Regions from separate parts of the Homo sapiens genome. Here region 1 is linked to region 2. The links are chromatin contacts, found by Hi-C or POLR2A ChIA-PET in ENCODE. All regions are on one chromosome and are shown on one strand. Each heading gives the region's core, a stretch centred on a gene start or an enhancer-like site at or near the end of the contact. The rest is flanking DNA. Distances are from core to core; before and after follow the strand shown.

What was found. A loop is a pair of places that touch in the nucleus more often than their neighbours do. ChIA-PET counts read pairs that join two places held with the same protein, here RNA polymerase II (POLR2A). Pooled maps may share reads with other maps.
Region 1: a loop to region 2 is called in a map of naive thymus-derived CD4-positive, alpha-beta T cell, with 4 times the contacts of the local background. The contact joins the enhancer-like site here to the promoter of PSMG2 in region 2. A Hi-C loop is called at or near these places in 1 of 168 maps with a recorded cell type or tissue (naive thymus-derived CD4-positive, alpha-beta T cell), 2 of 37 single-sample maps with no recorded cell type and 10 of 50 pooled maps. POLR2A ChIA-PET finds 5 or more read pairs at or near these places in 1 of 52 experiments (OCI-LY7).

The regions. Positions count from the first base shown.
Region 1 is chr18:13,610,999-13,617,614 of GRCh38, forward strand. All of the region lies in intron 4 of LDLRAD4 (low density lipoprotein receptor class A domain containing 4), which reads left to right. It overlaps MIR4526 (microRNA 4526), which reads left to right and starts at 116; the gene lies at 116-202. RefSeq lists enhancers at 2,796-3,313, 4,253-4,302, 4,333-4,402, 5,340-5,841, 5,463-5,512 and 2 more. Within about 2 kb of position 4,518, at least 8 of the 41 ENCODE cell types and tissues checked have a DNase peak (open chromatin) inside an H3K27ac peak, as active enhancers do; they include OCI-LY7, where a contact is called at or near this core.
Region 2 is chr18:12,698,052-12,704,919 of GRCh38, forward strand. It overlaps PSMG2 (proteasome assembly chaperone 2), which reads left to right and starts at 4,991. Exons shown (of 7, transcript NM_020232.5): 1 at 4,991-5,113. The coding sequence starts at 5,057. CEP76 (centrosomal protein 76) reads right to left here and starts at 4,672. Exons shown (of 12, transcript NM_024899.4): 1 at 4,435-4,672; 2 at 2,907-3,062; 3 at 1,779-1,854; 4 at 928-1,152. The coding sequence starts at 4,497. RefSeq lists enhancers at 3,817-4,714, 4,000-4,299, 4,310-4,359.

The DNA of each region.
Region 1 (6,616 bases), core at 3,268-5,767, 910 kb after region 2:
TATCCACGTGAAGCTTCTGGAAACTCTTCTGGGTGGTTCTTCTGTTGCTTTTCTGCCCCTGCCCCCAAAAATGAGAACATGAGAAAGTGATGTCTTCTAGCCACCTGGAGGACCCTGCGGTGACATCAGGGCCCAGTCCCTGCTGTCATGCCCCAGGTGACGTGCTGGGCTGACAGCAGGGCTGGCCGCTAACGTCACTGTCCTGGCTTCTAACGCTGGTAGTAACCAACAGAGTTTAGTTTTGCTTTGACAACTCCTCCTACAGCCAAAACTATTGTTATGGCCCACATGTCATTCCTATTTACCCTAAATAAGGAAAAACAAAGGCTATTCTGGGCTCCCGGCAGTGCTTGTGGTGGGGGTTATTTGCAGCGTTACCATGGCAGGCTGCCCTTTCCACCACGGCCACCCCGTGATTTTCTCTGAAAACTGCGACAGACTCGCAGCCTGCCCTGAATTTTCTTCACACAGCCTGGGGGCATCCGAATGCACGGGAGATGTTTTACACTCAGATGAAACAAACTGTTTAGACCTCGGGGAAAAGAGACTGTGCTTGAACAAAATGAACCAGGAGAAAGCGCCCTCCTGAGACATGTCTCTGCTTTCATGTTTGAATTGCCTGGGATTCTGTTCTCTAATTTCTGATCCTTATAAACTAAAACTGCCTAGGAACATTGAGCATCCTGACTTTGAAGGAGTCTCTGTGGTGTTTTTGTGCTACCATACATGGGGAATAATGATGTGAGGCAGAGGGAGAGGGAATGAATGGGAGAGCCAAGAGGGAAGAGCGAGCCGGGGGGAAAGGAGCGCGCAGTGTTTCCTGCTGCGGTTAGGACCTCACGCCTTGCCAGTACAGAGCTCGGTGGCAAGAGCCGCTGGGAGCTGCTCCCATCAGTTAGAGGATGTGGAGAGGGAGCACCAGAAGAGGACAGCCCGCAGCCTGGCTCGCAGCCTGAGGGACGCTGTGGGTGCTCCCAGCCGGGCGAGCACGCTCTGGGAGCGGATCTGCAGGGGAGAAGCACGCGAGCCTAACGTGAGCGTCCCGCCTGTCGCGTGTCCTGCCTTGGTAAGCGCCCTCTCCGGTCCTTCCACACTGAAAGCTTCCAGCAGAGATCAAGGGAAGGAGTATTGTGTGAGACTTGCAGATTTCCTCCTTTCTGTCTGGACTGGTTTGATATTTGCCTGTTGAAAAGATTACTGAACGCAGTGTGACAAGATGAGCCGTCTAGCTGCGTTCTGCTTGCCTGTGTGTGTGACACGTCCAGGTGTGAGGCCAAACCTGAGAAGTGCAGACTGCTCACTGATAGACGTTGCTGTAAACAGTAGTGCCCTGGGTGTACAGCTGGTCTCAGGATCGGAGACCCCGGACTTATTCTCTGCTCGGTGACACGGCCGGCTTCCTGCCGCAGAGCTCCTGGTTTCTGTTGATGGCAGTTGATAATTGGTAGCCACAGTCTGCGGTCGGAGCCACAGCATTTGAGTCTAGCACCTGGGGTGGGCCCTGCTGATACAGTAGAGAGAGAGTGAACGAGGCAGACAGAAACACACCCCCCCCCCCTCCACGCTCACACACTCTCCCACACCCCATGCCAGCTATAACTGCAGCTCTGAGCTGCCTGGAGAGGAGATTGCCGGAAGCTGAAGGGATGCTTTGAACGTGGGGGGGCTGCGTCACAGTTGGACTCCCACTTGCAGAGGACCTGATTATGTCCAGTGACCACCTGAACAACAGCACACTGAAGGAGGCTCAGTTCAAAGACCTGTTCTTAAAAAAAGGTACATTTCCCAAGAACTGCTATGGATGATGCATGCTCTTTCGGGTTTGCTGTGGTTCTTCTTGGAGTTTGGTCTGAGGACAGAGCTGAGAAGAGGAGAAGCTCTTTCTCAAGAAGTTTCTTTCTACCTAAGAGGGGTCTGTCAACTCAGAACATTTCCGGGTGGGACTCCCTTTAGGAAGATGCATGTCAGGCTTTTTCATCTTCTTTCAAGCCTGGAATTAGTTTGTTCCTGTTGGAGGTGTTATGCATGAGTACACAGTTTGTTGCTTTGGAGTTTTGTTTTTTTCAAATGTCTGTATATAAGGCTGAGACCTCCCCTGGAAATTCTGCTACTTGTTAATAATTCCTTTTTCTTCACCCTCATGAGCTGAAAACTGCATTTTAAAGAAAAGGTATTTCTCAGGATGTGGCTGGTTCATTGAACACTTTCTTAGGTCATCCATGTAGTGACAGGAGCTATTAGGAAGGAGAACTGTGACTCTGAGAGATAGAGAGCCAAAGAAAGTGAGAGACAGACAGACTGGCTGTGGGATGAGAGCCTCAGAAGCCACCACTCTCCCCTGTGGAAATGAAGGTTCCATTCCATGTGCAGCTGTGTTTTTTTTCTGATGCACTTTCCTAAATTAATAATGTGGAGGTGGAGGTGAGGGTGGATTTTAAATGAATCCTATAGGGGGAATTATGGCTTATGTATGTATTTTTTTCCATTTATAGCATGGCAGAGGGATAGACTTTTAAAAGGTTTATAATTGCTCTTACTCCTCTGCTGATTTTTTAGAAAATCCTGTCAGTCATCTTTGATCAGAACATATTTAGGTAAATTTCTTTCTGAAGAGATCATGAAACTCTAGATTCTAAAATGCGTGGTGAGAAGTAATTGTAGTGGATGAAGGCTTGGGCTTTCATAAAGTGAGGAGATGCCACTCCAGCTGGACGGGCTCGTGGAGTCTGCATTCGAGGGATTCCCTAGTCCGTCCAGTCATCACGGGCTGCTGCCCGCCTGCCCGTGCCGTCCAAGGCACCTGGCCTTGGGCCGGTATCAGGTAGCCGCGCCTGGGTCACACCTGCCCTCCACGTTCATCTCTCCACCTACAGATCATAGGGACCGTTTCCTCATTTTATTGTCATGCAAATGTTGTACATAAATACATGGCTATAAACAGGCAGCTCAGAGTAACCAGGAGGCTCTTTTCTCAGTGACAGATCACACCCTCTTAGAGTAGTAATTTTTGAATAATTGTTGCAAAATATGAAAACCTTTAGCAAAACTCCAGCACCACTGAAGTCATCAGGAAGTGTTTGGGAGAATACGTGTCTGTGCTGGATGCTGTTGAAGCAGGTCAGGCCGTTGGGGTCCCTTCGTTCTTAGGGCTTCTCCACCAGCTTCTAAATGGGGAATGCCAACTTTGTGCCAGGCACACACTACCTGCTGAGACACTGTGGATGAACAAGGCGTTGACCCAGGGCTCACTCTGTAGAGGAAGAAGACCAGAGAATGGATACCACCAAGACAGTGATAAGTGCTGCAACAGGGTTCAGAGCTGCACAGGAAGTCCCCAAAGGTAGTGAACCCATCATCGGGGCTTAGGAAAGAGCTTTTAAAGGAAGATAAAGCCAGCAGGTGACGCCAAAAACTGGGTATTTCTGTAGGGTAGCTTTTTTCCCTTTCGTTCTACTTGTTGTACTATACAGTAGAGTAGCCAACCCACCTCCAAGGAAAATAAAATTCAAAATATATAATGTAATCAGTATGATGATAGCTCTTATTGTTTTGCTTCTGTACTTCAAGCTGTGAAGTCATTCTTGTAACACAGGCTGAATTTTCCCCCTCAACCATGGTGTTTAATGAGTGTGAATCTTCATTCAACCATTAAAATCTCCAAGAGTATTTTTATACTAACAGTTCACAAACTTGAGGCAATTATAGTCTAAGTAGATTCCAACTCCTGCCCCCACCCGTCTTCCTGCCACCACCGCCGCCCGGTCTCTGGAGGATCTTGGAAAGAATTTACCAGCCTTTAGGAACATTCAGCACTTTAAAAGTGTCACAGAGCCATAAATAAAGAGTAAGACACCCCTAAGACTGTCATCTCATCACCACACCCGTCTCTGCTGAGGAGGACAGAGACAGGAAGGAAATGCGACAAGTTCACTGTGCAGTAGCCAAGCAGGCCCAGCCAACATGTGGGAGGGTGGGTGTCTGTCCCAGCGGTGGGGCAGGAGGCGTGCAGGGGAAGGGGCTGCCTGGAGGTAAGGCTCTGCGGTCAGCCAGCCCTGGGTTTGGTGCTCCAGGAAAGGCCAGCACGTAGGGGAGTGAGGTGGGGTGCTGCTGTTGGTAGGGTAGGAAGTGACCTCGCAGGGTGGGGCCAGGGCTTCGTGGCCAGTGGGCGGCCATTTCTGTGACATTGCAATGTTCTGCGTGGATCGTTTTCTGGATTCCTGCCAAGGTGTTTACTTGGCCTGGGGAAAGAGAGGAACGCATGAGGGGCCCAGACCTTGCCCCCTGACCCATGATAGGGTCTTTGAGGGCATACATAACACATCTGGAGCTTAAAAAGAATTAAACTGTAGAAATAAGACTTCAGTGAAGGATAATATATTAGTGGAGGAAAGACCAAATGGAAGATGGTGTTAACCATCCCACAAATAGAAATGAGTGTTATATTAGGAGCCTAAGGTGGGACAACCACACTTCCCCAGAGCTCTTTAAAAATAGCGCAGACACTCATGCCTCTAGTATGATTCAGTTCAGCTCCTCATTGAACCAGGGAAGAGACCGACAGACTTCACACCACTTCTTCTGTTCCTGTAATTCTCCACTGTGCAGCTTGGGATTTCCTGGAGATGTTTCCATAAAAATAGAGAGATGCCATCATCACTGTCGTCACTGTCACTGCTGTACAATAATAAAAGAAGGTGCTAGGATGCCTTCCTGTAAGTTTTAGACTAGATGTATTAAAAAGTATCCGGTATTTCCATTGCAGTGACTCATCTGTTACAGCATCATGAACTACAGCGCCGTAGAAGGGGGATGTGAACGTTTGACTTTGGCCTCAACTTCTTTCCTTGCGTGCCCTGCTTTCTAGCACTCTTCTGTGGACATCTGTTACTGTTGAACAAGGAAACTCAACCAGTGGTCTGTGTTCAGAATCCGTGTTAGGCGTGTAGCATCTTGGAAGCCCCAAAGCATCCTATTAATTTTCTAAGAATGCTACTATTCCTGCGGGTTTTATTTTTCTAAACTTTCTGTTTTAACAGTTCTTCCAGAATTCATTTTCTTCTTAGCCTCCCCTTTCCAGCCCACTCCTCCCCAACCCCTAAAAACGAAACCCAAACCCCAGGTGTCTTTCCTTTCTGTGGATGCTGGGCTCCACGCACCACAGCCACCTCCCTGCCCTGCCACGTGAAAACAGGCTGTGGGTGTTTAGTGGAATTCTCCTGTTTAAAATGACTGAGAGGGTGTGGGAGGACAGGTGGGGGGGGGGGGGTTGCCACACACCCCCTCGTGAGCTTGAAAGGGGGTCATGGAGGGAGAGGGCATCTCAATGCAGGGCTCAGGGTCTGGGAATCCTCACACACGTTTCCAAGAACCTGTTGACTGCAGTTTTCACTTTGAGGATCTCCTGGGCCCTGCCTGGGGAGGCTTTGTGGCCCTGAAGAGAGTACAATGCTCATCTTTTCTGTTGCTAGTGTTCTGGCTCCTGTGACTTAAAGACGAGAAGGAGGTCTGTTTCCACTGATGGGTTTTGCCCAGAGTCCCCAGAGCAAGGCTCTGCCGCGTGTGTGGGCCCCGCACCAGACCCTGACGCCCTCAGGGGAGGGCTTCGGGAGCACCCACCGGCCACCGTCACCTGCAGCCAGGGACCAAGCTGCTGCAGTGAGATGACCAGGCTGTGAGGATGGTGGTCTCTGGGACCCAGGTATCCCTGGGTCTTTGTTGCCTGCAGGAAGAGCTGCCTCCTGTGCCCAGGGCTGAGTGCCTTCATGGCTCAGGCCTCATCAGGCTGCCGCCACCCCAGGGCACCCCACGGGGCCACTCGATTCGGTTTGCAGGCTCCTGAGGACAGTGTTCCTGCTCCCACAGCCTCTGAGCATGCCCATGAACTTGACCTGCCCCAGGCACCATGCCACTAGGGTGCCCGTGAACCCCCAGGGCCGACGCTCATCCATGTGCTGTAGATGCACCTGCCACGGCTGGGCATGACTCATATTTGGAGCCTCAGGGCAACAGCATGGTGCAGGTGTCCCAGCAGGGCAGGGCGGTACCTGTGTGTGGCAGGTTTATAAGAAAGCAGTCCCCTTAAAAAGAAAGATGGTGGGGCCTTTACTTTTTTTTTTTTTTTAAGAGACAGGGTCTCGCTATATTGCCCAGGCTGATCTTGAACTCCTGGTCTTAAACAATTCCCCCGTCTTGGTCTCCCAAAGTGCTGAGATTCCAGGCACGCCTGGCCTGGAGTTTAGTTTTACAGAGAGTAATTCCATGCACTGTTTCATACAACTGAGATCTTTCTTATCCTTGCCTGAATTTTAAAATCAGATATATTAGCTCAGAAGATGCACACCTTTCAGTCAATATCACATGTTCCATGTGCTGTGTCAGACCAAAAGAGGAATAAAATCCAGAGCAAATAAAGATCTAACATAAAATTCAAACTCCAAAAATCTTAGGAAAAAAATATGTTTAGAATATTAAAGAGGACCTTCCCAATCAAACAGGATGTTTAGAGGCCATAAAGGAAAAAGAGAGTATTTGATGGCATAAAAGTTTATAGCATCTATAGAGAAACTCATGGTGAAGTTTCAAGAAATGACTGGCTAGGGGAAATAGTTGCAACATG
Region 2 (6,868 bases), core at 3,741-6,240:
CATAAAATTTAGTTATGAGAATTACATGCTTTATTGGAGAAATAAGAAAAAAAAGAAAAAATTAAAATGACAGTTATATGTTCACATCTAAATTTGACTTTTTATTTTATTTATATTTATTTGTAAGTATTTATAAAAATTTATTAGAAGTTTTTATAAATAATTTATAAATATTTATTCATTTATTTATTTATTTAAACAGAGTCTCACTCTGTTGCCCAGGCTGGAGTGCAATGGGGTGATCTCGGCTCATTACACGCGCCTGCCACCATGCCCGGCTAGAAATTTTGTATTTCTAGTAGAGACAGGGTTTCGACATGTTGGCTAGGCTGGTCTCAAACTCCTGACCTCAGGTGACCCACCTGCCTTGGCCTCCCAAAGTGCTGGGATTACAGGCATGAGCCACCACACCCAGCCTATTTTTTATTTTTTGTAGAGACAATGTCTCACTTTGCCCAGACTTGTCTTGAACTCCTGGCTTCAAATGATTCTCTCACCTAGACCTCCCAAAGTGTTGGGATTTCAGCTGTGAGTCACCGTGCTCAGCCTAAACTTCGACTTTTAAAAGTTACATAACATCATCAATCTGGTTATATTTTATAAATGAGAAGGACCATGTCTCATTTTCCACTATATCATCCCAGCACCTGCCTAGCATAACACTATGCACATAATAGGTATTTAAGTGTGTATTACTAAAGAATCAACAATGAAAACAGTCAAAAAATAATATCCAGGGAAAATGAATAGCAAACAGAATATTGCAAGAAGGTGGATAGTAGTTTAAATTGAAAAGAGCAGTGGGAAACAAAATAGAGATTCCTCCATTATAAATCTCTCCTTACAGAAAAAGTCATTATTATTGTTTCACAATAAAACATAACAAAGATTTACTCAATTAAATGACAATTTATTACTGTTTCTTACCCAAGCTTTCTCTGTGTACTTCAAGTAAAAAGCCATCATGAAAATCTGGTTCACAGGCACATGGAACAGGTTTAGAACGAAAACGTTGGTTTCGATAATGTAAACATAAAGTAAACGTTGAACAAACTTGTCCAGGTAAAGGCTCAGGTTCTTGCAGATGTTCCAAGAAAGCTTTTCCACCCAAAACCTGAAGGTAAAGATACCTCCGTGTTGGATCAATATTAGCTGTAAAGTGTAGCAATATATATGAGGAAACTGCCAAATAACTTAAAAGAATGTGATCAAGACATTAGGAAATAAAAACTTGACAGATAAAAACCCAATACCAAAGACTAAAAAAAAAGCAAAAGAGTAACAAATTTATTACTGTATATGCCAGAATCATTTGCACTCTGGGGAGAAGATACACAAAATATGATATTCTTTTCTGAGTTTACATCCAGGCTACTTTCTCCCAGCTGGAAAAGGCATCAGAGCCAATATGTAGTATACTTTTGCTTTTTAACTGCTTATCCAACATTCCTCCACCTTCACAAACCAACTCATATAATTATCAATTCAGCAAGTGTATTTGTCAATTATATTAATATTTAAAAGCAAGGCTGTACAGTTTTTATAAAACATATTATTAAAACACAAGAAACTGGTGATGCTGTTTTTGCTTCTACCGTGCTATACATTAACTCTTCTGATATACTTCATGCAAAACAATCTGTTTTAGCCAACCATAAAATTTTAAGTATTTTATTTTGGGGGGAAAAAATGGAAATGTCTTCTATCAAATACGAAAGACTACACCACATCAATATTTACTATTAACCACAACTAAATTAATGTTAAAATATACATACTTTTTTTTAATGTCGATTGTCTATCAAAACAAATAGGTTGTTTTGGAGAGGAAGGGAGTTCTTGCTCAACACTGTCCTAGAAAGGCAGGAAAAAAAAATCAAAACAAATTAGAAAACAATTATAGGTTAAGGAAATGTCAATAAACATGACTAAGCACTGAACCTAAAGTCAACAGGGTAAGGCCCTTTCAAAGAACCCCTTATTTTCCTAGCCTAATTAAAATAATGAAAATAAAAGCCTGCATAAAAGATGATGTAAACTGATCACTCCTAAAATCAAATGCTAAGGAATTAAACTGTCTTCAAGTAATACTATCCACATAAAGCTAAAAACAAATCCTTAATACCTTCAACAAGGTTAAACTTTCTGTAAACCTTATGTAACAGTTGGCTTATAATTCCACTATGAGCTGATTTTAATAAAGTGTCATCACAGAGTAGAAGCTGTTATTAGGTCAATTTTTATAACAAACGGGTTCATAAACTTCAAAAACCAAAAAAAGGTGCTGTATTAAAATACTTATTCCCTATTGTATTATGAAGTCCATCCAATTTTCACATTATATTACCCAGGTATTGAGGTCACAGTTTCCATTATTGCCTCACTTTCAAATGAAGGCCTACTTACTAATTGTGCACTGAGAGACTATCATCCCATTATTGACCTATTTGTATTAAAAGATTTGAGGACTCTTATGCAGTCAATTATTTTCTTAAAGAAATTTGTAATTTGTTAATCATAGAGAATATAATCCCAAAAGAGTGCTTATTTTAAAAATACGCTTAATCTAAAAAAGTTACAGATCATAATGAAAAAGAACTTTGTTATGGTGAACTAATTGGACTAAAGTATGTATATTCAAATTTACAGACCTAGAAAATAAGAGAAAATTCTGTCACTGTAGAGACAGGAATAAGATATCTAACACAAATTTCATTGATACACAAAACTATTCAGTATATTCAAGGGCAGAGCTAGCCTATACTTGAAACAAGGACACTAGTAAACAGAATGACCTTGAAGTGGTTTTACTAAAACGAAAGGCCCCACATCGGAACCTTATAAGTAGTGTTACGCATTAGTATATACATATATACTCTCATTTATTTCCCTAAAAGATTACTCACAGTAACAAAATTAAGTTCTTTCATCACATCGTCAATGATTCCTCGACGTCTAAGGGCTTTGATCAAATCTTCTGTTGATAAATGCTGTTGATCAGGTGCCAATTCTTCCCGTATAGTCTCAGCAAGGATTTCTCTTATTCTACCATGGACATCCATCTATGTAGAAAACTCATATTACAATTTATAACATCACAAAGCAGTCAAATACTGCTTCTGAAGTTTTAAGGTTCTCCAGCTAACAGTAAATGCACAATTGTTACCACAATTGAATGGGAACAAAGGTAAGCTTTTAAAGAATGAATCTTTTGAGTACAAATTCTAGAAATAGTCTCCACTGGTTATCTGGCACCTTTGTTACCATTTCTCCACAAACAACACTCAACCAAAAGGAATCTTCTGAGAGGGAGTATAGTATAATCAGAAGAACACGGACTGGGAGTAGGCAGATCAAAGTATGATCTTATTACTTTCATACTTTGATCTGCCTAATGATAAGGGAATCTTACCAGCTTTCAACTTAGTAGATGTGTAACCTCAAGCCAACTTATTTACCCTTTATAAATCTGTTTCGTCACCGATAAGAATGGAAAAACCTAGTGTAGTGCCCTCTCACGATAGTGTTGTGAGGATTAAAGATACTAGACAGCACAAAGCCTGGCACACAAGGGCACCATAAATGGTCGCTTTTATCACTTCAGCATCTTGCACTCAGTCGAGCGAGCGCTGCAGAAACTGGAGGTTCTTCTGGAGCTCCGAAATATTAACAAATTCCGTCATTACAAACCCTTTAGTAACTTCTCTTCCATGACTTATTTGAGAATTGCTGATTGAAGCTCCTGGTTCAACTTCGCTGATACCCACATGTTTCAGCGGTAAAGAAACCCTGATATCTGCCGGGCGCGGAGGCTCACGCCTGTAATCCCAGCACTTTAGGAGGCCGAGGCGGCCGGATCACGAAGTCAGGAGTTCGGGACCAGCCACACCAACATGGTGAAACCGTCTCTACTAAAAATACAAAAATTAGCCGAGCGTGGTGGCGCGCGCCTGTAATCCCAGCTACTCGGGAGGCTGAGGCGGAGAATCGCTTAAACCTGGGAGGCGGAGGTTGCAGTGAGCCGAGATCGTGCCACTGCACTCCAGCCTGGGCAACAGAGAGACTCCGTCTCAAGAAAGAAAAAAAACCTGATATCTTACAGCAGAATATAAACCTCCAAATACAACTTACACTCGATCCGACTTCCAGAAGTCGCTCGCTAAGCGCTTCATTCTCACGGCCGTCCTAAAACGCCAAGACCGCTCGTTCTATCGCCCCAGACTCTTGCTAGCACCTGCTCGGCTCGTTTTCTTTCTCGGAGACGAGGACGCTCTCCTGCCTCAAACTCAAAGCTCTGCCTACTCTGCGTTGCGCACCCCACAATCCTCGCTACAGTCCCGGCAAGCAGATGCCGCTGTCGGCCCGGGGCCGCCGGGCAGGAGGGAAAGGTTATGGGTCGGCCCGGCGGTCTCTCCCAGCACCCGCGACTCTCACCTTGCTCAGCTGCTGGTGGATGAGCTGCTTCAGCTCGGAGGCTTTCTCCGGAGGCAGCGACATGCTGGCAGCCGGCGTCTCCCCGCCGCTTCTCCCCGCCTCAGATGCCCTAACTGCGCGGCCCCGGCCGGGCCAGGGAGCGTTAGGAGCGACTGGAGCACAAAGCGCCGCAGCCGTTCGCCTAGCGCAGCTCCCGGGGGACGCAACGCCGCGTCAGGCCGGGGGCTGACCTGGAAATGAGGCCCCGGCGGCGGCGGCGCCAACTGTTTTCAAACAGTGGCGGACAAACAGGGCTTGGGGCTGGCCCGCACGCTGCCTGATCGTTTCCGCCCGCCGCTCCACCTCCCCGCGGGCCCCGCACCCCGAGACCTCAGCGCACCCCATCGCCTTGCTTGCCAGGGTCTCCGAAAGCGCTGCTGGCCCCTCTTCGCGGCCACCCGGCGGCCTCTTTCCGCCCTCTGAACCGGCAGTTAGCTGGACGGGCCTCAAGGGCCCGGCGCCCAGGGACTCAAAGGACCCTCCCGCGCCCCGCGAGGCTCCGGGGTCTCGGGCTTCCGCCTTCTTGCTGCCCTCGTTCTTGCCAGGGCCGCGGTTAGTCCCTGCTGGCCACCCCACTGCGACCATGTTCGTTCCCTGCGGGGAGTCGGCCCCCGACCTTGCCGGCTTCACCCTCCTAATGGTGAGTCTCCATTTGCGCTCGGGGCTGCCGCCTCCCGAGGCCCCTGCGGTGTCGCCACCCCGACGCGGGGTGTTTGGCGGTGCCTTGGGAGAAATAGGGCACTAGTTTCTATTTCATGTTTTCGGCCGGAAAAAACAGGGAGGTTGTAGCCGGAGGCAGCCGTCCAAACAGAACCTTTGTCGGCTGTAAAACCAAACGTAGTCAAGTCTACAATTTGTAGTCTCTGTTTCCTGTAAAACGTGATGTGTTCGTACGTTCTAGATACACTGTACTTATGTTTTGCAGGGCATCCTTCAGTTTTATCCTAGAAAGTCTTTCTACGACTAGTTTTAGAATTAGTCTTAAGCTAGCATATTATCGTTGTTAACCGGAGAACTACTGATAGGGCAATAAACATTAACTCTTGCCGGTAGTTAGCGCAGTTTTATCGCTCTTTATATTCATTCATTGTTTTAATAAAGTCTGTTATGTGCGAGTATTAGAATAAGACTAGGTGCGTGCCCTCAAAGAATTTACACTGTAGTTGGAAACATGTAATCTAAGAGCAATAAATGCTAGGCTAGAAGCTTGAAAGGGTATAGAAAGGTCCTGAGATAATTGGGAGGGGAGGGACAGATGGCTTGTTAAGAAAGGCTTTATAGAGAAAGTAGTATGCAAAAGATGGAGGGCCCGTGGGCTGGGAGTAGGGGAAAGTAGGCGTTTCAGAAAGATGGATGTCTAAAACAGAGTCAGTAAGCAGGGGGACTTGAAGACTGCCAAGAATTTGGAATGACACATTGAGAGAGAATAGGCTGTAGGCCCTGTGAACCCAGAAGGCACCATTGGAAAATGCACTGTTTGGAGTGGTATAAGGCTGGAGAGAGCTGGAAGTGTCATCCTTATTCATTACATATAAAACACACAGCCCCAGAGAAGAGTGTTTCAAAAAGGAGGGAGTGGCCATGTCAAAAGTAGCCCAGAGATGTGTAAGGTGAAGAAAGTGTATGTTTGGATTTAGCGACATGTTAATGATGGTCACCTGGACAAACAGTTACCAGTGAAGTGGTGAAGAGGAAAGCCATATTGGAGTGGGTTGAATGAATGATAGAAAACAAGTTAAAGATTTGGGTTGTATAATATATATTCAGTCATTAATTCAGAGACAGGCATGATGGCTCATGCCTGTAATCCCAGCACTTTAGAAGGCCGAGTACAGGAGGATCGCTTGAGCTCAGGAGTTCAAGACCAGCCTGGGCGACATAGTGATACCTCATCTCTACAAAAAAATAAATAAAAATTAGCCAGGTGTGGTTTCCTGCACCTGTATCTCAGCTACTCGGGAAGCTGAGGTGGGAGGATCACTTGAGCCCAGGAAGCAGAGGCTGCAGTGAGCTGAAATCGTGCCACTGCACTCCAGCCTGGGCGACAGAGTGAGACCCTGTCTCAAAAAACTTTTTTTTAATAAGAGATAAAGTTTCTGCTTATGTTTTCGTGGACGACTTGGAGAATTTTTGCTACATAGAGAAACAAGAAATGAGGTTGCAGTTAGAGGGCTATGTGGGGTCAAGGGAGAGCCTTTTAGAATGAAAGATATTAGAGCATGTTTACGTGCTGATGGGAATAATACAATATTGTGAGGAAAAGAAGGATGGTACAGAAGAGTTTAACCCAAGTAGCAAAATCGTTGAGAAGGGAATTGCAGGAGGTAACTAGGCAATTGGTAGGTGACAACAGTGAAAAGTGGGAGAACATGCTGAGGGAACACCCGAAGGACAG